3 separate regions of the Homo sapiens genome follow, and regions 2 and 3 are each linked to region 1. A link is a loop called in an ENCODE intact Hi-C map of the cell type or tissue named here. Cell type or tissue: PC-3. All regions are shown on one strand.

The links. Hi-C counts contacts between places; a loop is a spot of excess contacts. Peaks named below come from ENCODE experiments on the same cell type or tissue, not always from the same donor. Only the 100,000 strongest peaks of a DNase experiment are listed, where the experiment ranks them.
Region 2: a loop joins it to region 1, with 5 times the contacts of the local background. A loop is called at or near these places in 4 of 110 quality-filtered maps.
Region 3: it touches region 1 in a loop (12-fold over the local background); 6 of 110 quality-filtered maps call a loop at or near these places.

The regions. Positions count from the first base shown.
Region 1 is chr2:57,756,975-57,764,974 of GRCh38, reverse strand. It overlaps the pseudogene ACTG1P22. Among named protein-coding and RNA genes, the nearest start is that of VRK2, 290 kb to the left of the region's middle. RefSeq lists a silencer at 3,315-3,515 and an enhancer at 4,787-5,081. In PC-3, a CTCF peak has its summit at 4,980 (motif pointing left); a DNase peak (open chromatin) is centred at 4,904; H3K4me3 peaks cover 511 bases; H3K27ac peaks cover 588 bases.
Region 2 is chr2:58,042,142-58,050,141 of GRCh38, reverse strand. VRK2 (VRK serine/threonine kinase 2) reads right to left here and starts at 3,336. Exons shown (of 13, transcript NM_006296.7): 1 at 3,274-3,336; 2 at 1,175-1,315. The coding sequence starts at 1,310. It overlaps LOC107984043 (formin-2-like), which reads left to right and starts at 2,909. Exons shown (of 3, transcript NR_171623.1): 1 at 2,909-3,618. RefSeq lists a silencer at 3,084-3,353 and enhancers at 2,957-3,512, 3,504-3,623, 3,513-4,068. In PC-3, no CTCF peak of the experiment used is centred here; DNase peaks (open chromatin) are centred at 3,041, 3,481 and 7,421; H3K4me3 peaks cover 4,751 bases; H3K27ac peaks cover 3,978 bases.
Region 3 is chr2:58,568,094-58,576,093 of GRCh38, reverse strand. The region is part of intron 1 of LINC01122 (long intergenic non-protein coding RNA 1122); the gene reads right to left. Among named protein-coding and RNA genes, the nearest start is that of LINC01122, 51 kb to the right of the region's middle. RefSeq lists an enhancer at 2,622-3,500. In PC-3, a CTCF peak has its summit at 4,667 (motif pointing left); DNase peaks (open chromatin) are centred at 4,673 and 6,053; H3K27ac peaks cover 257 bases.

The DNA.
Region 1 (8,000 bases):
GCCAGCAATCTTTTCTTTCAGTGAGATCAATGGAGGAGCTGGGAGGTGGAGGGTAGACCATTTGCAGCGAGTGAGCCACATCATTATCTTATGCTTTCCTTCCAACAACTTTTAGATAGATAACCAGGGCCCCACTGCTGGGCTTGTTTTAGAGGCATAGAGAAAGGCTCAACTCCTGTTCTTGATTTCCTTCTCTTACATTCTTGACTATTCCTTCTTTATGCTGCCCCTTCATCCTCTTCCTCTATGAAGGCTTTTCATATCTGTAACATAAAAAGGATTAACTCACTCTCGTTTTAAACAAAGAAACAAAAACATCATCCTATTCTTCAACAGCGTCCTTCTTTTTTTCCCCCAATATTCCCAATACAACCAGCCCTGTGCCTCCATTGCCCTTTACAGCCAAGTGTCAGGAGAGGGGGCCTCAGTCGCTGTGTGAAGATTTCCCTTGCATTCCCTCCTTGAATTTCTCAGTCCCATTGTGAATTCTCTTCAGTGCTGGCACTGAGATCCATCTCCTGCTTCTTCCAGCTCTCTCTTCCATCTTGGACAGCTACTCTCACCTTTTCAGGGAGCTCAATCTAATTTGAGGCTTCTTCCTCCAAAACTGCATTTCTGTCCCAGCCTCTCTTATACAAAATCTTACACAACTTACACACATATACACACACACCAATTTCCAATATATTCAAGTTAGCTTCCTGTTAAAAATGGATTACCAACTTTCCTTAATGACATGATGATCAACCTTGTTGCTCAGGCCAGATTTCTGGGTCAAGTCTGGGAATCTCATCAGCTTTCATCATGTTCATTCTTCAACAACACGTGTTTTGTTAATGTTATCCACTCAAATTCTGTCAATTACAATTTTGTTTTTAAAATTCAAATGTATTTCCTCGTTTCATCCTCACAGGCCTATGTTATTATAAAGTCTTATCTTGCTTGCATTACTGCAAAAGTGTTCTAACTGGTATCTTTGCTTCTAATTTCCCTTCTTTCCAAATATCTATACTCCTGCCAGAGTGGTAGTGGTGTTTCTAACACTTACCTGCTTAAAACCCACTTATTTTTTTCTTACCACCTTTCAGTGGAAAATCTGAAGTCTTTAATACCTAACAAGAGGAACTTTTTGATTTGTTTTAGCCTCTTTCCAACTCTTTCTCCTCATTTCCCTTGCATATTACCCTGTAACTGCAAGGAACCACCTGAAGTTCTTAGGATATTTTCAGTCATCTGGTATCCTTGCTTGAAATGTCCCTAAACTGGGTTAATAAGTGTCTTTCCCGAATTCATGTATATTAGGCACCTCAGAATGTTACCTCATTAGGAAGTAAGTCTTTTTAAAATTGCACATATTTAAGGAGTGCAACAGGATATTTTGATACACATAGTGGAATGATTATCACAGTCAAGCAAATGAACATATCCATCACCTCAAATAATTCCTTTTTTGTGTGTGTAAGGTAAACTACCTAAAATCTCTCTTAGCAAGTTTACAGCACGAAATACAAGATTATTAACTCTAGTCCTTATCCTATCCATTAGATCTCTAGACTTCTCCGACATCATTGCAACTTTGTACCCTTTGAGCTACTTCTCCCACTTTCTTCTTGCTCTTTGCTTCTGGTAACCACCCATTCTGTTCTTCTCTCTGTTTCTATGTACTCAACTTAAAAAAAAATTCCACATGTGATATCATGTAGTATTTGTCTTTCTGTGTTTGAATTATTTCACTTAGCGTAATGTCCTCCAGGTTCATCGATGTTGTTGCAAATGGCATCCTTTTCTTTTTAAAGGCTAAATAATATTCCATTGTGTATATGCATGTGTGTGTTTACATTCATACATATATAGGTCTCACAGTTTATCCAGTCATTCATTGAACACTTTGCAGCTGTAATTAGTTAATAGGAAATCATGCTGGATTAGGGTGGGCCCTAAATGCAGTATCACTGGTGCCTTATAAGAAAAGGAAAAGAGACACAGAGACCCTGACACACAGGGGAGAAGGCCAAGTGAAGGCAGATGCAGAGACTGGAGTAAGGTATGCACAAGCTGAGGAATGCCAAGGATCACCAGCAACTACCAGAAGCTAGGAGAGACGCGTGCGGTAGATTCTCTCAGAGCCTGGAGAAAGAGCCAACTCTGCCAACACTTTGATTTCAGACATACAACCTCCAGAACTGTGAAATAATAAATTGTTTTTGTTTAAAGCCAACCAGTATGTGGTGATTTTTAAAGGCAGCCCTAGGACACTAAGTTACCCTCCCCCAATTTTCTCCGAATTCAAAAAGACTTCAGGGGTAGGGCGTGGTGGCTTACGCCTATAATCCCAGCACTTTGGGAGGCCGAGGCGGGCGGACTGCCTGAGCTCAGGAGTTCATGACCAACCTGGGCAACATGGTGAAACCCCGTTTCTACTGAAACACAAAAAATGAGTTGTGCGTGGTGGCATGCGCCTATAGTCCCAGCTACTTGGGAGGCCGAGGCAGGAGAATTGCTTGAACCTGGGAGGTGGAGGTTGCAGCGAGCCGAGATCATGCCACTGCACTCCAGCCTGGGTGACAGAGTGAGAATCCATCTCAAAAAATAATAATAATAAAATAAATAAATAAGAGCCTTCAGGACCTCCCACAGGTCAGGGTGGGGACAAGCTTCTGGGCACCATGTGCTTCTCTGTTCTATTGCCATGTGAAAGCCACCAGCCAGTGAGATACTTGAGGGCAACACATGATCCTTAGCACTCTGCCTGCAGTGTCCAGTGCAGTCCCTGGCATGTAATGGGATGGTTTTTTGTCAGTTAATTGCATCCGTGAAATGTCCTTTTAATCCTAGTATTTTGTTTTGCTGCATTTTGTCTTTAATGGCAGACGTAACTGAGGTATCCAGTGTGTCCTTAATTTTAACTTTCCTTTTGAGAGGCCCTAATGAATAGCTGGCTGTTCTTTAGGGATGAAGTGCTGCAGTCAATTGAAAATCCAGTGTGGCGGTTGGTTACTATTTCAGCAGAGATGAGTTTTTCCAGTTCAGTAGCTGGCTTTGTGGCAGGGGCATGGAAGAGGTGTAAATGTGTAGAGTGGACTGGGCCCCAGTCCACTAGAACTTGTGGACATACAGGAGCTTTCTGTTCTGAGTGAGTGAGAATAGTGGCCACTTTAGGGCAGAAGAAACTTATTTTCATGGCTGAGGCTTCTACACCAAAGATTGATTAATGAGATACAAGCATACAAACTTGCTTAATATAAGTTTTGTGTGACATGGGAGCCTTCATAAGGAAAATGCCCAGAGAAACAGGTAAACTTGTAAATTTGTATGCTTAGGTTTGATGAAGAGTGAACAGTTATGAGGAAGTATGCAAAGACGAAGGGAATGTGATCTAATGGCAATAAACTGGGGGGAGCTTAGCAAGGCCTGTTTGCTCTGATCCTTCTTTGTGTCCCTCTGTCTCCAGGAATAAGAATGTTCCTTTCCTCCAGATCAAGGGAGGATACTTTTGGAATTAGGTTCTTATGCTCTGCTTCAGAGAAGTGTGGGAGAAGGTTAGAGAGCAACCTTCCTAGGCTTTATGACCTGCTCTAAGGGAGAAAGGTGAGAAGAAAGTAAGGGCGACTGTCCTGCTTCTTGTTTTTCAAATGCCAAGGTGCCATATTTGGGAGAAGCATATCCTGAACCCATCACAGGTACATGATTACCTGGAATAAGTTCCTGGGAGTTGGGTACCTTCCTTCTTTCGGTGGTTTCATATCTATGGCCACCTTCCACTCCCCAAACACTCCCTACCCTTCCTCCTTTTCCCCCTATACACATACAGAACATTGATCTGCTTCTTCTGAATGTTCCTCAAATATGCCAGTTTTTTTTGTTACCATAACTGACTAATTTTTGCTGAGTGTCATTTCATTCTTCTCTTATGTATAAGTAAAAGATAAGAGATGAACATTTTATTTTCTCTGTTACTAAGTCCATTCCCTTTTGATTCATCACAAGGCAAAATGAATCTCAAAAATCTTAATGAAGTTGGTAGTTCCAGTGCACATTAAGAGAAAATTATCTTACAGAAAAAATACACATCAACTATTTGGTTAACTGATGAGAAACTAAAGGCCAAGTTTGGAAATTGTTCAAGTTTTCTATGAATATTCATAAATAATTAACTTGCATCTCAATTTAGAACCTAACAACAGTTCATTTCAATTTTTAAAAAATATCCGAGTTAATTATATGCTGAGGTCTCCTTGCTGGGTCCTCTCTCCTAGTGGCAATTGAATAACTGCAGTTGGTGACAATAACCCTGTGTTTCTGTGGCGTTCACCACATTGCGGTGTAGCTGGAGGAAGATACATAATGAAACTCTTTGAAGGACAGCTGGCTTCCTAAGGGGTGCTCTCTCCCTTTCCCTACTCCCAATCTTTTCCTATGGGGGTAAATTCCTTTTGTTCACACTTTTTACTGAAAGTGAAAAAAAAAAGTGTGCAAAATAAGAGGCAAGAAGAAAATAACCTGCCCTAAAGTAAATACATGGTGAAAAACGAGATAGGTTTATCCTGTTGGAATTTTCCATGCCTTCAGAAGCAGATGCTTAGTCCTGTGAGGGATGCAGAGATTGCAAGCCTCCCAGGGTAAAAAAATAAAAAGAAAAAGAAGAAAAAGAAAAAAATTCAGGAAGAACTCAGTCTAATCGGACGAAGGGACCCCTGTACTTTGTGAAAGAAGGCTGCATAGAAGAATCAGAGCCCTGGGCTCTCAGAGGGAGGCCATTCGGGGACTGCCCCTTTTGTCTCCTCGCCTTGTATGGGCTGGAGGATGGAAAAATTGTGGACAAAAGGCCCGAGGAGGGCGGAGGGTCGGGTCTGAACTCTCGAGGCACAGCTCTCAGCGTTATTCACCATGCCACGTTTCCGCCAAATGGTCCTGTCCAGTTCCCAGCCCGGGCCGGGTGCCGACGGCGGGGTAACACTGCCATCTAGTGGCCATCTCTCCCCTGCCAGCTGGCTCTCAGTGCCCTCTTGCTGGCTCGGTCGTTCCCTCACTCCCCCTCTCTCCCTTTCTCTCTTGCTCTCTCTCCTACGCCCCTCTCTCTCTTTCTAAAAAAGGTTTTTTATCCCATCAAGGAAAAAAAAAAAAAACCTGGCTCTTGGAAAACAACCAACTCTCTTGGAACTCAGAGATAATAATCAGTTTCTCTGGGCTTGTGAAATTGGCTCATTAAGCGTGCTTTTTAACAGAAAATATTGGAAGCGATTAAGTCTGCTTTACTGAGTGGGCATGAAATGGCCAACCTTCGGCCACCCACAGCTCCTAGGTGCCTGGCGCCGTTTTATGCATGCAGCGTAATGTCTTTACTTGAAGTGCTGTTTATTCATCACCTGCTTATTTATCTCTTTGCATTTGGCAGGCACATCGATCAATGTTAAACTGTCACACAAGGTTATTTTTCTTTTACATAACAGTATAGGCCTAAGGTAGTGGCATATTAAAAGTAATAACTTTCTAACTTGTAGCTCAAGATGACAGCCCCATTTTTACCCGAATATATTACAGCAAGGAATTCCTCATTCCGTTCTCCCTCCCCCTCCCTCTACTTCACTAGTACGCAGCTCTTCCAAGGTCAAAGGCTTCATTCTGTCTAGCCTCCCTCCCACTTTGCATACCACTCAGCTTCCTCTTCACCTCCAGTTATCTCCACCTTTTAGGCTGATCCGCCCACAGAGAACATTCTGTGCACCTGGTGTACACATCTTGCTTGTCCCTCTTTATGATGGCATTTACCCCTTTGCATAAAGATGTGGGGGCCAGCAGATCTCTGGAAAAGAAGTAAAAAACGACTGCATATGATAGTGAGAATCGTGATGGTCTCATTTCCATCTCCACAGACATCTCACTAAATGTAATAGTATATTTGGCTTTAGAGTTATAATAAGCAACAACAACCACAGACCCTATGAAAAGAATCGAAGGAGAAACATCTGAAAGCAACGGTATTGCTCTGAAGCAACTGGTGTGATTTGAGGCTGTTGAGTCCACTTATTTTCTTCCTCCTTTCTTTGGTTTTAGGTTAATTTGTGCCCAGTTTGTGATACTTCCTTTCTTGGCAATAGGCCAAGAAAATTTTCTTAGTGCAAACAGGTTTTCTTTTTCTTTTTCTTTTTTTTCCCTCTCCAGTCCAGCCTAAAAATGCCTACAGATGGGATAGCAAATCTTTTTAGTATCACATTTCAAAGTGGCCCTTAGAATTTCTTCCTGTCCTTGATCTCTCCTTTTGAATTTCAAGTCAGACTTAGATTCTGTTGCTAAATATGTTTCGGACAGTGGTTCTCAGATACAATGCTTTGATAATCTTGTGTACACAGCAATTAAGTGTCTTAGCATAGCAGACCTTGTTGTGGTACAACTATTCTTGTGACCTAAGGTACCACATCCATTCTGATAGTCTGTCTCTGTGCGCACCAAAATAACTCATCTAGAAAGCAGGAGGAGGGAAGTGTAAGTGGTTAAACAAATGTGGTCCAGTAGACTACTGAAGTACCTGCTTTGGAGGCTCACAAGCTTGGCATTGAATCTGGCCCACCTTTTGGATTTGCTTATGCATTCCTATGCATAGAAAGATGGTGGAATACTGATCTATGGTGATGTATTTTATCATGGGTAGCACAGCCCCAGAAAAAAAGCATGTCCATTAAAAAAATGCAGCCCGGCCTGTGTCTATGCTCCTACGATCAATATTTGCATTAAAATGGCTTAAATGTATGTGGCGCAGAAGCTGTCCATTCTTTCAACCTGACCTGCTGCATTGATTAGGGCTAGTGCTAGAGGGAGAAAGAGCAAATCAGGCAAGGAAAAGAATTAAAAGGAAAGATAGAAGAAAATGAAAGCTGTCGCTATGAGTCCTGTAGGAGATATACTTTAAGCCAATCATGGATGCCATCTTTACTCAGCAGCCCACTCTGCAGGAGAATGCACCCTCTCCGTATCTCTCATAGGGCTATTTTGTCTTTTAAAAACCAACAAAAGGATTTCTGGTTGTCTCTAAGACTGGGCAACTCAGCAGCTTGTGATTAAGAACTCAATGTTTCCAGACAGCTCTCTGGATTTAGCTACTTTTCTTACTTGTGTGTGTGTGTGTGTGTGTGTGTGTGTGTATGTGTGCTTCAGCAGTCCATATGTGTGAGCTATACTTTGTTGGGCTAAAAATCTCTTTAAAAAGAATTATAACCACCACTTATTAATTGATCATTTTGTACCACATATTGCTAAGTGCTTTGCAGGGATTGATTGATTGATGGTAGCTATGTGGTATCAATACATTGATTCTTTAAAGCTGCTTTATATACTGGTCATTCTGATCCCATGTTTAGTTGGCATCCAAGGATAGATTTGTAACTAGTCCTAAATCAAACCATCAGTAAAGGGCAGTAGTTCTTCAAATCTGGATCTCTGATTCCACAGCCCAGACTCTTAACCATCATGCTGGGTAATGTTCATTGTGGATGTCTTATCAAAGTAGACATCACATTTAACACTGTTTATGAAGAGATATAATGCCCACTTTATAATATTGGAACCCACTGTCATATCACCATAGACACTTTCAATTATTTGGTGCACAAAATATTTTCAGTGGAAACATGGATGGAAATTATCTCCAAGAAAAGGCCAATGAATAATAAGAGCAGAGATACAAGGTGTTAGTACTTTGTTTACCTTCTGTTGTGGCAAAGAAATAACCCATATATATCTTGCTTGTTGAGGTGAAGCAATCTCCAGAAATATGGAAGTTTCTGAAGGGAACCGCTTCAGGGTGCTCATTCAGGGGTTGACTGGACTGGATATGAGGACTATAATATATGTGTCCAGACACATAGTAATAGGCACTAAATGAATACTTGTTCATATAATATTCAAGACATATGTGTTAAGTAATTGCTGTTGAAACCAGTGCTGGATAAGCTATTTCATAATATCTAAAAACTGATTCCATAGTTAAGGATAAAAGCAGACAT
Region 2 (8,000 bases), 290 kb before region 1:
CTCCTAGAAAATTTTAAACTACATATGTAACTTGTATTACATTTCTATTGAACAGTGTTGACTATGTCATTCAATCTAGCACTTAATAACCATAGTATTTTTTCAAGCAATTTCAAGCAAGTTCAAACCCTTTAAATGGGTCCTTTACTTGACTCATACAATTTTTTGTGCTGATCTTGTCTTTCCAACTAGAATAGACACTTAAGTATTTAATAAGCAGATATTTATTGACCAAACTTCATTCATTCATTCATTCAAAACTACAATCTTAATTTTATCAGAAGAGGATCTTTTATATTTCAGGATCCATGAAGCATGTTTTTCTGGAAATATGTGATGAGAACCCAAGATTCCCTCAACGGAGGTATTTTATCAACTCCTTAATCTCCTATAGAAATAGATGTGATCTCAAGTCTCAAGTGAGTACATTTAGGAGAATTTATCCTTGAGGGTATATTTTTAAAAATCACTACTATTTTCCTTATTTTATTAATCAATCTTTTAATGGATATCCCCTCCTCATTCCAACTCAATGATCCATTAAAGTTCAGTGTAATTTTTAAATGCTTAAATGCAATGTAAAGGCCTATCCAGCCCATGGTTCCTTACCTGTACCACAGATCACAGAAAATAATTTTGAGTGTTTATTTTTTCAATTATCCCAAGAATGGCACATCCCTAGGGACCACTCTAGATGCACGAGAGAGAAGTTAATTCATTTCACAGAATAGATGCCTTAAGTTTTATCTATGAATTCTCCAGTAGAGCCCAATTAAGAAATGACTAGACTCTTGTATTGCCTAAATATTGATTAAGATTCACAAACAGAAAGTGTTTTTATCTATACAGTTGTGGTTTCTCATCTGAAAAAAGCATGTTTCTAAGAAAACAAGCTCTCAAAAAAAAAGAAAGTTAGCATTTTGTCTGGCAGATTGTATAATTATGCTCTAAAAAGACTTCTAAGATTTACTCAGAAAAACATGGACAACAAGGAGTGGGTCAGTGATGTCTTGAACCTAGACACTGTACTCTATTATTACTTAATCGAGTACAATCATGAATTTTAATAAAGTACACATATGAATTCCATATTTCCATTCTTAAAATACCACTAAGTAATCACGGTTACAGTCACAGATATAAGAATAATTGTTAATTTAAGGTTTTACTTTACCTAAATATATCAATCCAAATCCTCCAGAGCCAATCTTCTTGCCCAGTACCCACTGATTGCCTTCCATATCATCCAGAACCTTGCCTTCTGGAAATGGAATAGGAAGTTTGTATTTTTCATTTCTTTTTGGTGGCATCACTTCTGTTGGCAGAAGGGGTGAGATAAATGGGTAAAAAGAAAAACAAACAAACAAAACTCTTAAAATACACTTCCCAAAATGTCTTCAATAGGGAACTTTCCCAGGTTCCCAGAAATTAGGATTCTAAAGTTAATTCAGTTTGGAAAAGCCCACACATTATATTCAAATTAGAAATTCACATACATTACAATACTGAGATCTAAGAGGTATAGATATTTTAAAAAAACAGAAGCAAACTAACCAAATTTCATCCAAAATTCATTTCGGGGTTCTATAGCACATATTAACAGTGCAGGACACACCTTAAGAAACACGAAATTAACAATTTCCAATGAAGAAAGAAAATAAATTTCATGTACATGGAAATATTGCTGTCACTGAGAATGTAAAATGTTAAAAGTGAGAAGGTCTTCAGTCACTAGAAAAGAACACAGGATTGGATTGGGAAGACACAGACAATGGCAATGGACATCTCACCACCGTGATACTAGGTACTCAGTAAACATTTGTTAAATGAGCCAGGGATTTTCACGGATATGTAACTTAGCAGAATACTAGGCCATCAGTTCTCGGGCTGCCAAAATATTCTCAGCATTTTGTCTTCTTACCCTCTTTCTCAGTTTATCACAGTGAAAACAGTCCTGCCTTAGAGATTACAACTGTGCCACCAACAACAAAAGCATAATCTCCACAGCACAGCCATGCAACTTTAATCAACTAATTATAATTGTACATAGGTTAGCAAATTTCTCAATGGGAAATTCTGAGTTAAAAGAGAAAATTTCTTAGGGGAAAATACATATGCCAGCATACATGCCTGAAAATAATTTAAATGTGAAGGTAACCATGATCCTCTAAGTATTTAAAACTATTAAGAGTTTCTGACATGAAAGTTAATTAAAAACGTATATACGTAAATGTAAAGTTTTCTTAATATAATCTTCCTAGCTTCCATAAAAGAAAGTATCTGTTTTTCCTTTAACGGGTTTTTCCTCCTTCACTTAACTGCTTTTTTACTTAGCAGTATTGTCCCAGGTAGAGTCGCTGCGTGTATCTTTAACAATATTCACCTTCCTCCTGATAGGCACACAAGGGCTGGGAATTTGGATGGTGAACTATGCCTAGAGCATTGATTGTATCATAAAGCAGGAAAAGTTTTTGTGGAGGTTTCCCTTGACCAGTACATTATATAGGCTGGTGCCTATTACAGATTTACTGATTTAAAACTTAAAGTCTCCAAAGTGTAAACTACTGATTAAGGAATAAATTCTAAATAATTATAAAAAAGATAAATACACTTTGGGGCAAGGCAGCGGCCTCAGGGCTTGAGGCGGTAAGGGAGACTCTACGAAATGTACATCCTGGGGGCGAGTCCCGAGTTCATCTGCCAAGGGAAACGACAGCCTCTCAGGGCCCGTCCCTGTCAGGGGTGTCCCTTCGGCTTCTGGGTACCTTCCCAGGGCTAAGATGAGTCCTCAACACGAGTTTCCGAGCAAACTGGTACCCAGGGGTTAACATGTGCCTGGGCTGACCTCCAACCCCGCCGCGGCCCCTGACCCTGCGGAAGGTAACGAGAAGCAGCGCGGCCCAGCCGCCTGGTCCGTCCGCCCTTAGCACGCCGGGGACCTACGGCCAACCCCGCGCCCCAACTTCCCGCCACAAGTTCTCTCTGCACCGGCAAAAAGAGAAACTCCACCCACTTTTCCGCTAACACGTCGGACCCGCTTTTGGCAAACGTGAGTAGAAGGGGACGCCTTGTTCTCACTCCCAGCGGGGAAAAAAGAACCAAACGCGGAAGCAGCGACTCTGCCCGGGCCGGAGCTGAGGCCCGGGGGCTGGGACGGCCCGGAGTCCCCGGCATCTAACTCCGACGGCAGCCCTTTTCCGAGCGGGGCCGCGGCTCCGGCACTGCAAGCGGAGGTGCCGCCCGCCACCCAAGACCCCAGAGCAAGAGACTGACCGGGCCTCAGGATCCCCCGTCGCCGGGCCGCGCGCACCGCCTCCTACCTGCCGCTGCGACGAGGCGGAGCCCCCGGGCCTACAGTCCCGCGGGGAGGCGGGCCCAGCACTCGAGCCTGCCCTCCCTAGGACCTGCCTAACTTCTCTCCAGCTGCGTCGGCCTCGCAGTGCAGCGGCCCGCGGAGCCTCACACAGGCCGCAGCCGGTTCCTTTCAGCGGCCTGTCCACGCCCCGGAGACGCCCAGGGGAAGGAGAGGGCGCGGCTACATGGGGAATGGGAGCTGTGTTACTACCTCCACCCTGGCCCGCCAGCGTCTGGACGAAGAACCGCCGCCAGACCAGTTTGGTACGAAATAAGCACGACATGCATTTGTGTAGGAGTGTTAGATCTCCTGTACCACAACCTGAGTACTACGAGCTTCCAAATGGCTAGTCCTTACCGAGCTCTCGCCGAGCAACTAACTATTGGTACTAGCGAAGACTCCAGTTAGGAGGGCCTGTATGTAACTCACCGCGTTTAAGTTCTCAAAGGCATATTGGTTCAGGACCTATTTCTGCCATTAATCGTAGGATAATTTAACACCGTAATTAACAAACTTCAGGTTTTTTTGTCTGTGAAATGGAAATAACCCTTGTTGTTAGATTATAAGGTTATTGGTTATAAGATTATGACAATAAGGTGAGGACTTTATTAAGCAGTTTTCTAATACATAAAGACTCATAGTGGCCAGGTGCGGTGGCTCACGCCTGTACTCCCAGCACGTTGGGAGGCCGAGGCGGGTGGATCATCTGAGGTCAGGAGTTTGAGACCAGCCTGGCCAACATGGTGAAACCCTATCTCTACTAAAAATACAAAAAATTAGCCAGGCGTGGTGGCGGACGCCTGTAATCCCAGCTACTCGGCAGGCTGAGGTAGGAGAAGCGCTTGAACCCAGGAAGCAGAGATTGCAGTGAGCAGAGAGCGCGCCACTGCACCCCAGCCTGGGCAGCAAGAGGGAAACTCAGTCTCGAAGGAAAGAAAAAAAAGACTCATAGTAAGCTTATATTTTAGACTAAACCAAACAAATGCTTAGACAAAGATTATTAATACGTCAGCATTCTACATAGTAACCACCAATAATTGGTTGGGATACAAATACTGAAAGGAAAATTAGAGCCCTTTAATGACTTTGATAGAATAAGGAATTGGGGCTCCCTACATCTTTCAGACTGTCACCAAAATGAAAGATGGCATGAGAAGACGTTTCTAAAAACAAACAAAAAAGTATTTTTAAAGAAACAGTCCATAGAATAATTGTGCCCTTAGTCATTCACTGGTCCAACAGTGTCCTTTCTTATTTTCTTAAGATATTTATATAACAGATGCATAATTACAGATATTTATGTAACAGATGCATAATAATCCTAATATCCATATTGGGTACTCTTTCCTCCTTTCCAAATTTGTTTAGCTTTCCACCACTTCCCCGGCTCCCTTTTGAGAAGAAACAACTCCAGTAGCAACCACAGCAGATTACTTGTAGGTGGTTCCTCTCCCTACAGGCATGTATCCAGTGTTAGTAAATCCTGTTGGCTCAACCTTCAAAATACATCCAGCATCTATCACTTAGCACCCTTACCTGCATTCTGGCCCAAACCATATTTTTTCTCTAGGTAATTGTATTACCCTCCTAAATGTTTTATACCCTCTTATCCCTTTAGTCTGTTCACAGCAAGCAGCCACATGATCCTTAACGCTTAAATAATTACTGAGCTTAAAACAATTCAGTGTTATTCCAATTTACTCACAATTAGCCAGTCTTCGCTATGACTTTAAACAGCATTTCTCAACCTGGGCACTATTGACAGTCAGCCTGGATAATTCTTTGTTGGGGGTTTGGGAGAAGGAGGAGGATTGAGAGATAGGCTGTCCTGTGCATTGTAGGATATTTAGCAGTATCCCTGGTCTCCTCAGCACTCCCTCCCACACAAGTTAACAACCAAAATATCCCCCAACATGACGAAATTTTGCCAAAATTGCCAGTCGTTGAAAAGAACACTGATCTACCTATTATGCACTCCCACTCCCCAATGTCCTATTACTCTCTTCAACCACAGTGGCCTGCTGTTCTCAAGAACTTTTCGCATTTACTGCCACCTGGACCACTCTCCAACCTGGTATCCGTATAGACTGCTCCATCACTTCCTTCAGGTCTTTATTTAAAAGTCAGTTCAGTGAGACCTTTCCTAAACATCCTATCTGAAATTTCAGCTCACCCACAATATTTCGTAGCCTCTTTCCCTGTATTTTTCCCAGTACCTACTGCTATACAGCAATATATTATACAGTTTATTATTTATTTTGACAAAAGACAATCTTTTTCAGTAAATTGTATGTTTCATGAGGTCAGGCAACATTTTTGCCTGTTTTCGTCACTACTGTATCCCCAACCCCTAGAAAGGATATGGGCAACCATTTCCTTCTTCAATGAATAAATGAACCATGCTGGCCCCATTCCAATTCCCATGATTGGTTTAGACAGTACAAAATAAGCATGTGCTGAGTCTAGGTAACGAGGTGAAAAGAAGTTTGCTGGACACATTCTTGGAAGAGATAGTCTCTGATGTGATGGTTAAAATGGCTGCAGTCATCGTGTGACCACAAAGATGGGAAAAAGTACTAATCTAAAGCCCCAGGAATGGCAGAATATTCAACAAATGTTAGAACAGCTAGACATCCATATATACAAAAAAAAGAAGAAAGAAAGAAACCTCAACCCTTAATTCACACCCCATGTAAAAATTTACTTGAAACTGATCATACAGCTAAATCTAAATACAAGATCTAAATCTCAAACTTTTTAGAGAAAACCTAGCAGAAACTCTATATAATCTTTAAATGTGTGCACTTATAAAGTATAAAAAATTTAAAAGCTGGAAACCTAAAAGAAGAAATTGACAATTTAACTTCATCAAAATGAAAAACTTTTGCTTTTCAAAAAATACTAATAAGTTACCAAGGATTTGGAACAACTTGGAACTCTCTTATATTGCTGTTGATGGTACAGCCACTCTGGAAAACAGTTTGGCAGGTTCTTATAGTGTCAAACATATAATTAACATACAACCCAGCATTCGCATATTTACCCAAGATAAATCTAAACCTGTATCCACACAAAGACTTGTAGGGGAATCTTTAGAGCAGCTTCATATGTGATAGCCAAAACTGGAAATAAATTTCCATCAACTGGTGAATGAATAAGCAAATTATACTATATCTACTATACAATGAACTATCACTCAGCAATAAAAAGGAGCAAAGCACCAATACAGTCAACAAGCTGGATGAATATCAAAAACACAATGCTATGTAAAAGAAGACACAAAGGAGTATATATAATATAATAATTTATTCGAAATCGAAGAGCTGGGATTGACTGCAAGGAGCTGAAACGTTGCAAATGTTAAATTTCTTTACTGTGGTAATAGATACATTATTATACATTTGTCAAAATTCCTCTAGTTATACACTTAAAATTGAATTATATATAAATTATGCCTTAATAAAATCGATTTAAAAGAATGGCAAAAGAGAAAGATAGGAAGATCCTGAGTCTTTGAGGCCATTATTGAACTACTAATTCAACTAATCCTGAACCACCATATTTTCATATTCATCCATGAAGTGTTAAGTGTTCTTATGATTTAAACCACTTAGCATTGGTTTTTATATTTCTTGCAGCCAAAATCTTCCTAACAGTAAAATAAAGTTTCAAGTTTCATAAGTGCCAATGATTTTTAAATGTTAATAAATTTGTACTAAATAAAAATGGCAACAGGAGCAGGTAAACCTATATTGAGAATATGTGTTTTTTTTAAGTGTTGGGATTTAATGCAGAATTTTATGATTCAGAGCATATTGCTGTGTGTATGTTTCAAGATGAAAACTGACAGAATATAGAAATACAAATTTTGGAACTAGTGAAAGAACATCTTCTGAATGAACATGATGAGAAACAAGAAAGAAAAGAGAATCTAGACATGAAAGCAGTGAAGTGTGAGTCATCAGAAAAAAAATATGGGGAAAACTAGGTTTTCAAACAAAGCTATTTTGATAGATCTTACAGGCTATGAATGATTCACCACAAATACACGCACACAAAAGGACTTTCTTGGCTGTATGCCAACTTGTAGGTATGGCATGCGTTCTGCTTTTCAAAGAACTGGGTGCTATAAAATGCTTACACTGGTTAAAAAGAAAAAGAAAAACCCAACCATTTAGTAAGCATACTTTACAAGGCCAAGATCATTTCAAATCAATTAAAATGTTAAAGATGATGCATAGACAAAACATTCAGAAAAAGCCAATTTTTGTTATTTAAAGTGAGATAAGGAGATCATATCAGTGAACGTGTTTTGCCTGCCAAAGAAGAGCTAGTATTTTTGTTCTGTAAAAATCAGGAGGCCATTTGCACTCATAAACTTACAATCTCTAAACAGCTAAGCAGTTCCTGACATAGAAATTTTGAAATTAATAATTTTGAAAATAATAGAATTCAGGTAAATGGAATTCCAAGCCCATTAGATAAACAATCAGACCAAGTATCTATGTCCTCTGCATTCTTTACATATAAGATCATTACAAAGTATAAACTTAATCATCCAAATGACATAATTCTTCATTGTCTATATAAATGAAGAATTAGAATATTAAAAATAATTTAAAATGTCATATCAATATGTCATGTA
Region 3 (8,000 bases), 810 kb before region 1:
AGAAGCATTATACACACTACGGTGCAAAGTATTTTTGTTTAAACAAGTTATAAAAATTAAAGTACTAATTGGACTAACAAAAAAAAACCAAAAATAGGGCACAGTTATAGATATTGCAGAACTGATCTATTTGGAAAGAGACTATTCAACTTGGGGTCTCTCATTTCATTTAGGGAAGAAATGCAAATGGAAACCTATATGAAGCAGGTATGGCAACTAGAACATTGACTCAACTAGTCTGAAAGCAGTGTTTTTGAGCTCTGCCAAGAGGACTGCCATTATCACCTCAACAGAAATAATTTCATTCTCAAGTCTAACATTTAAATGATATAAGATTCCAATTTAATTAGGACAACAATGTGAAGCCAGCTCAAATAAAAAGCAAGAACAGTTTTCTAATGGATTTAAATTGGGAGCTTGTGACAGACTATGACAGATGACATATTTACTTTTCGTGGGAGCTAAACGAATACCTCAGATAAAATGTGAACTAAAAACACAGCAAATTTGGAATTAATTAATCCATTGACAACATTTTTTTTGAAAAACACTTTCTCTTATAAAGAAAAATAGATCTGTAAAGCCGAACAGTTAGTTAAAATTGTAACATTTAATACATTATTGGAGCTTAGTAACAAGTTGGGAATTTCACCTTTCTTCAGAAATTGAAGATGCTCTAATCAGAATTAGCCAGGTGTACACAGAGGTCAAACATCATGCTAAAGTTTCACTAAATAGCTTCTATCTGGCCTCTGATCACAAATGCTTCAGATCCCAGGCTTTGACATCTCAATGACTTCAGTATTATGGCTAGGCAGCTGCCACTTACTTCATTTTCAATGTATCCAGCTTTTGCATGCCTCGACTAGGGGCCTTTTGGCAAAATGTTTAATCAAGTCATCATCTAGCATTTTTGTCTTCCTTATCATGGCCTTCGTTTCCTTAAGAAATAGAAAATTCAAATATGACTGTAGAAACTGAGTGGAAAATGAGAATGTAAGTGTACACATGCTTGAAGACATCACGGTGAACTAATGACTAATTACTGTGCAATTGAATACTAATGGAGAGATTCATGAAATCAACATGAACAGGAAATGAACTCAATATGACCAATGGTTCTACAATTAAAATCAAATAAATGCGTAGTAATAGAAAGAACTTAAAAGATATTACTACAACCAGATAATTATTCTTCAGGTTACACTATACTAAAAAATAAACACAATGCTAGGTAGAGGTATCTAGCTTGATATCTTTTGAAAAGTTAATGTGCATCTGAAATGTGAATTATAGTATTGTAATTATCTTCAAATTAAAGTACATAAAACTAGTTCAATAGCAAGTCACTTATTAAAGCAAATCAGATCAACATGAATTTCAGGAAGGAAACTTGAGAGGTTACTTTCTAGGACCGTTTAATTAATTAATTGTCGCTCTGAATATTTAACTCTTTGAGTCTTAGCAGTCCAGTCAGAAAATTTTCAATAGAAAGCAAGTTTAGGGATTGAGAAGAAACACCAAACAAACAGACACATTTTAAAAGCATTAACCTTTAATGCATAAAGAGCTAGTAGCAATGTATAAGGATTGATTAATAAATTTTACAACCACTTTTTTAAAAAATTGCACGTACGTTTCCTTTAGTTCTATTTCATTTACTTTCTTTTCCACAACCCAATGGGCTGAGTAAGGCAGATTGAAATAAACTGCAATATTTTCTCTTGAAATATCTACTCACTTATCAGCTGTGGATCTAATCAAGGACCTAATAAGTCCATAATGGTACATTTGCTTCCCAGGAGAAACCACTGTTTCTCGTCATTCCAGAAAACACCCCCTTGCAAGGTGCAACCAAGAGCCACAGATTCACTGTAACAGTCTAATAATTTGATTGGGAGCCCTAAGGCAGGGATAACTTAAATTACAATTAGAGAGCCCTCACACTGGTGCTAACATCTGTGTACTGAACCACTGTATACTGATTAAAGGTTTTTAAAAGAGAACTAAGTACTTTCCACATTAGAGATGAGTCTAATTCTAATGTCCCTCGTCCTTGGTATGTAATACTTCAACATTCCCTGCTGAGCTTCCTGCTTGTGAGTCCAAAGTATGCACATCCTGGATAATAACTGTCTTGGAAATGTCCAATAAATTGCTCAGGTGTAAATGGGTGGAAGGGCAGAGCCCTGGGAAGAGAAAGAAAGCACTGTTCATTTCATCACTCTTCCTGTGCCTATTTTCCCCGAGTTTGTAGCTGCATAGTTGAGGTGTTTTTGTTTTTGTTTTTCCATTAAAAGAGTGATTCGGCCGGGCGCGGTGGCTCACGCCTGTAATCCCAGCACTTTGGGAGGCCGAGACGGGCGGATCACGAGGTCAGGAGATCGAGACCATCCTGGCTAACACGGTGAAACCCCGTCTCTACTAAAAAAATACAAAAATTTAGCCGGGCATGGTGGCGCGCGCCTGTAGTTCCAGCTACACGGGAGGCTGAGGCAGGAGAATGGCGTGAACCCGGGAGGCGGAGCTTGCAGTGAGTCGAGATCGCGCCACTGCACTCCAGCCTGGGCGACAGAGCGAAACTCCGTCTCAAAAAAAAAAAAAAAAAAAAAAAAAAAGAGTGATTCTAAGTAGAGGGTCAGAACTCAGAGAAATTGCCATGGGGGCACCAATTAATGAAAGTTAAAATGAACGAGGACACACACACTGCATCCCTCAGTGTCCTCCCTGCCTTGTTATTAAATGAATCGTGCATGCAAGGAGAACAGAGTTAGAAGAAAGCAAAGCCAGGAGCTCTCCCCCCATGCCCTAACCACTTCTTTCCTTCCCCCTCCACTCATTAGGGCCTTTTTCAAGCACATGGCTGCTGCAGATGTCCCTGAGAGAACATTTTGTTTCCCCCCTGCATCCAGGCTCAAACACCTGGGCTCTGACATGACGTCCAGTGGAGGCTATTTTCTTTCTCCTTTTTTAAACTTTCCTTTTATTTGGTTTGCATACAAGGCTAATAATGAGGTTTAAAAAACTATACACAATCAGTATACAATTACACTCATCGGGAGCCTGACATGTAATTTCTGATAAACCCATATAACTATGAACAGCAAAAGGAACCACAGAGCGCACACAATGTGTGGGGTCATCAGAACACAATGCCAACACAATCTCTGCGTCATGTCTTGTTGCATAGTATTAATCAGTGCAAACATTGTTTGGGAAATGAGAGGGGAGAGAAAGAGCAGTTTCCCAGCTGCTAGTGCTTTGCCATCAAATCTGATAGTCAGTTCCATGGAATATAAGAAACTTCAGTAATAAAGCTTAGGACCAAATAATGACTCTTGAAGACAGACTACTTAAATTATTCAAAATGAAATCAAATAATAACTCCTTATATATAATCCCAACTCTCCTGATAATTTCACATCAGACATTTCTTTAGCAACTTGTGTATTTTCATAAATTTAGAAAACGTATTTGCATCTTTAACAGGCCACAATTGGCGGGTACTGAACATCCACATTATCCAAATGATCAGTGTTACTGGTTAGTTAATTGCTACAATTTTGATTTATTTCAAATTTTTTATTTCTATATGTTGAAACATAATTATTTTTCTGTTGATTGTTATAGGTAAAGGACACAATAAGGTTTCATTAAGAAAGAATTATCCAGGACCACAAGATGACAGGCTGGGTCACTAGGGAGCACAATGCAATACTATTGTCAATACTATCGATATGTCTTAGGAAAAGTCAGTCTGGGAAATGCAGAAATGTCACAAGCTTTGTTTTACCTTCATTTTAATAGAGCATAGCATGACCTATATGGGAGGGGTTGACTACTTCAATTAGGTTTATGCTATTTTCAATAGGACTTCCAATCAGTGCATTTAGCTGGAAAGCAATTCCTGGCTTTATTATTACTGTTGTCATCCTTAAAATGCATTCTATTTATTTTTTTAATTTACCAGGAGGGGCAAAGGGAAGATGGGAGCAATAAAGAAAAAGGAGCCAGTAACATGCCCTCAGGGACCAATAGCAAAAGGAGAAGAATCATAGGGGAAGAGAGATAGGAGATGAAAATGAAAGACGTATCTTATTAAACCATCATAATTAAGAAGTAATAGGTATTCATAAAGAGACCCATGCCCAAAGGCCTGAAGATGTCTACAGTAGCAAGGGCCAATGTTTTCTAATAAGTAATAATTAACAAATAATCCACAATAAAAAGCAAATGGGACCCCACAAGAATGAGAAGGCAGAAATCTGCCTTCTTACAATTCCCCCCCGCCCTTCATAGTTTAGTGTGAACAGACCTAAACTGAAACACTAAAGAAAAGGAAAATTGGTGACCTCTTTTCAACAACAAGTAAATTCTGACACACACAGAAGTAAAAAGCATTTGATAACAGAGCACCTCATTCTCATCACCTGTAGCTTAAATACGGGATGGTGCCAGCTCTGAACCCTGAGATTACAAAGGCTGCCAGAGATCCAAGGGAATCGGGGCCTGATGATGAAACTGACCCCACATTATTTATTTCGGCACAAGACAGGAATTAATTGGATGGATTTTCCCTTAGCTCCTGCACTTTTTAAGTTAGCTGGACCTAAGACAAGGCTGAAGGGAAGGAGGAATACATTTGGTCCTTGGACACCCCCTAGTGTCTGTACTAGCACAAAAACCACTCGCAGGTATATCCCTTCCTTTCCTGCTATCCGGAACATGAGGGCCAAGATTGGCTCCTCAAGGCGGAAGTCCCAAGACTGCAGCCTCGACGGAAATCTACTTTCCCCTCAGGTCAGGAGGCCAAGTGTCAGACTCCTAACCCCTTTTGGATACTTTCTAGAATTTCTGTTTGCCAGTAACTTCGTGTCAATGTGTTGTAGTTTGTCTCAAGAAAATGTGAAAAATTATAGGTGGAGCCAGGAGGGGCCTATAATTTGCTTCAAGAAAAGAAAAAACAAAAAACCAGATGAATTTCAGTCAATACACTAGATGCAAAATGAAAAAGGGAAATGGAAGAAAAATCTGTTTCGGAGAATATATGGTAGTTTGTCTTCTATAGATAACTTGTGAGTGTTTGAATAAGCATTGTGATGTATTTATGTTTACCCATGTGATTGGATGTGAATACTGAATAAAGTCTGGGAAGACTGCTTGCCACTTCTCTCAGTCAGCGGTTCTTTGAGCAATATTCCATTTGTGTAATGAAGATATAATTTAAAAGTGGCTTAGAAAAGCTTTAGTGTAAGCGCCTTTGAAAGTTCCCATACAAATTATATGTGACTTCCTTTCCATCTAGGTAAATAAATTGTGTGTGTGCATAGGTGTGTGTCCCAGGATATCTGTGGACTAGGCTTCTGTGTTAAAATATTACTAAAATTATGAAGTATTACAATGAGTTTTATCCACTGTCATCTCAAAAGTATAAATGTCTCAGAATGTCATTACTATGTTTGGCTGTTGTAATTACCCAAATCTGCCCCAATACTGACCACAGTTCTAAGGAAACCATCATATATAGTTTTTTGTAGCATAACGCTTTTGCTCAACTGTTTTCAGGAAGCGGTCCATCATTCTATTAAATTTTGCAGCATATATTATGGCAATATAAACTACTTTTTCTTGCTGCATCTGAGAGGGTTGTACTGGAATTTATGCAAGGTCTGACCTTCACAGAATCATACAACTTTAGAGGCCAAGGGTCCTGAGAGACCACCTAATTCACATTCTTATTTAAGGAATGCATTGTTCAAAGTGATTTCATGACTTCCTCAGAGCCATGTGGCCAAGCTGCCAAAGAAGTTCTGCACCCAGCCCGTTTTGGGTCACTGATGTTTCTAAGCATAAAATTCTTTAAGAGGAGCCTGATAGACATGAATATGTCATCTGTGGCTAGACATGGGAAGCCTGACTGTAATATGGGCACCCTCCAAGTTAGGGACACATCTTCTGAAAGGAGAGGGTGTCCCAGGCAGCTCCTACAGTCCCCGGGAAAAGTGTGACTGTGGACCCAAGGGCTCTTCTGTCGTTGATTTTTCATCCATGACTCATACATGAGGCTTACACTGTAGAAAGAGAGGAAAGAAACTACAGAAGAAATGTCAGAAGCATCTTGCACACACACACCCTCCCCGCCCCGCCCCACCACCACCACCACCGCACCCCAAGTGTGTGAATGAAACTGTTTTGTTCCTTCCTCGGCAGGAAATGCTACTGTTTTAAATACCAAACAAAGATAGTGCTTGCTTCTGGTTACAGCCCACACAAAATAAACTTACTTTTAAAAAGAAATCTTGGCATATGGTAACAAAACCTATATAATTCTCTTGATCTTTAATCTCTATGCCAATGTCTGTTTTACAGATTATGGCCTCAGCCCCTGACAAATCTGCTTAGTGAATTTTTGGCTGACAAATCTGGCAACACAAACGCTGTCTGAAATACATTCAAAAGGCTAAACATTTTCATAATAGCTACTTTACATAGCCTAGTAGGTTTCCCTTTAGGACACTAATTAGTTTTTTTTTAAAGTGACAGTGTTAATTTTTATGATTACACACAGAACTGAGATTTTTATTTAATACACTAGGCCTTTTTTTAATGCTTTTCAAGGGGATCAACCACTTTGCCAACAGACGGGTGTTACAGCAGGGGTGATTATAGTAATTTTTCATGTAATTGGGAGTCACCATTTGGTTGCTATCTTTCACATGCTTGTTGACTCATCATATAATCCTTTATAATGGGGGTTTGTTTTATGTCACAGGAACGTGCCAAGCAGCCGGGAAATAACAAACAGAGGAACCCCCCAGCTGGTGGGGACCACAAGGGTTTTTAACATCTGCCCGGTTCTTTAGACTGCACAAAATTTTTATTTAATAGCAGTGACCAAACACTGAGAGAAGGGTTTTGGAGGATTTGGGAAGAATCTGTGTTTTCTCTCAAGAGAAGATGTCTTTTAAAAACAGACTCTATTACATACTGCAGAGAGCACAGTTTTTAAAAGATAAGAAGGTGTAAGCAGTCATTAGAAATATCAGAGTCCCTTTGCCCCTTCCCCTACAGTCAAGAATTTAAGCCAAAAACAAATGCAGCATGTTGTCCCACGGGTTCACTTATCACAATTTCACTTTTCATCTTATCTTTTGAATCCCATCAGTTAGCATAGTGCTTTAATGGAACAAATATATGACCAGAGGTTGCATGCCAATATTAGATGCTGCACAGAGGTCAAAGCTGGAAATTGAGACTCCTCAGTTCTTAGCCCAGCTCTATCATCTTGGGAGAGTCCTGTGAACATAATTAGGGCTCAAATTCCCTTCACATTAAAAGCAAAGAGGAACACTACTATGATTCCTGAGTTTCCCTAAGAAAAAAGTAAAAATAAATAACAGAGTAAGTCTGAAAATATTTCTTGAGTTAAAACACTAAATACTAGGCCTTACAGTTTGACTTGAGATGATAGTTTCTATTAACACTTTGCCATCTGTGAACCAGTAAGGTTGGCAAAGCCATCTATAATGTACATTCTATCTGACGGAGTGCATATTTCCTTTGGAATTTTCCAAGAGTATTGGAACAAAGTTGCTCATTTTTATGAAAAGTATCTGATGAAAGTCTTGTTATTTGTTTATAACAGGTTCAAAGGAATGACTTATTTCAACTTATTAGGAATTGCTTTTTATTCCATTTAAGACCATGACCACTGACAGCCACGCTGTCTAAAGACAACAGCTGAAGTTAGATCAACTGGATCCAACTCTAGAATATTGACTTGATGAAGAACTTAAATTTGCTTTTTAATTTAATTATCTAAATACTATTTCATAATGGAAGCACAACATTAAATATGTCAGATTTTACTTAGTTCCTAAGATCTGAGATAAAGGTAGTTTGCCTAAATAACCATGTGATACAAACTAGCCATAATATGAATTAACCCTAAGTTATCTTCAACAAATCCTATACAGTTATATGTTATATTTTTAAATAAG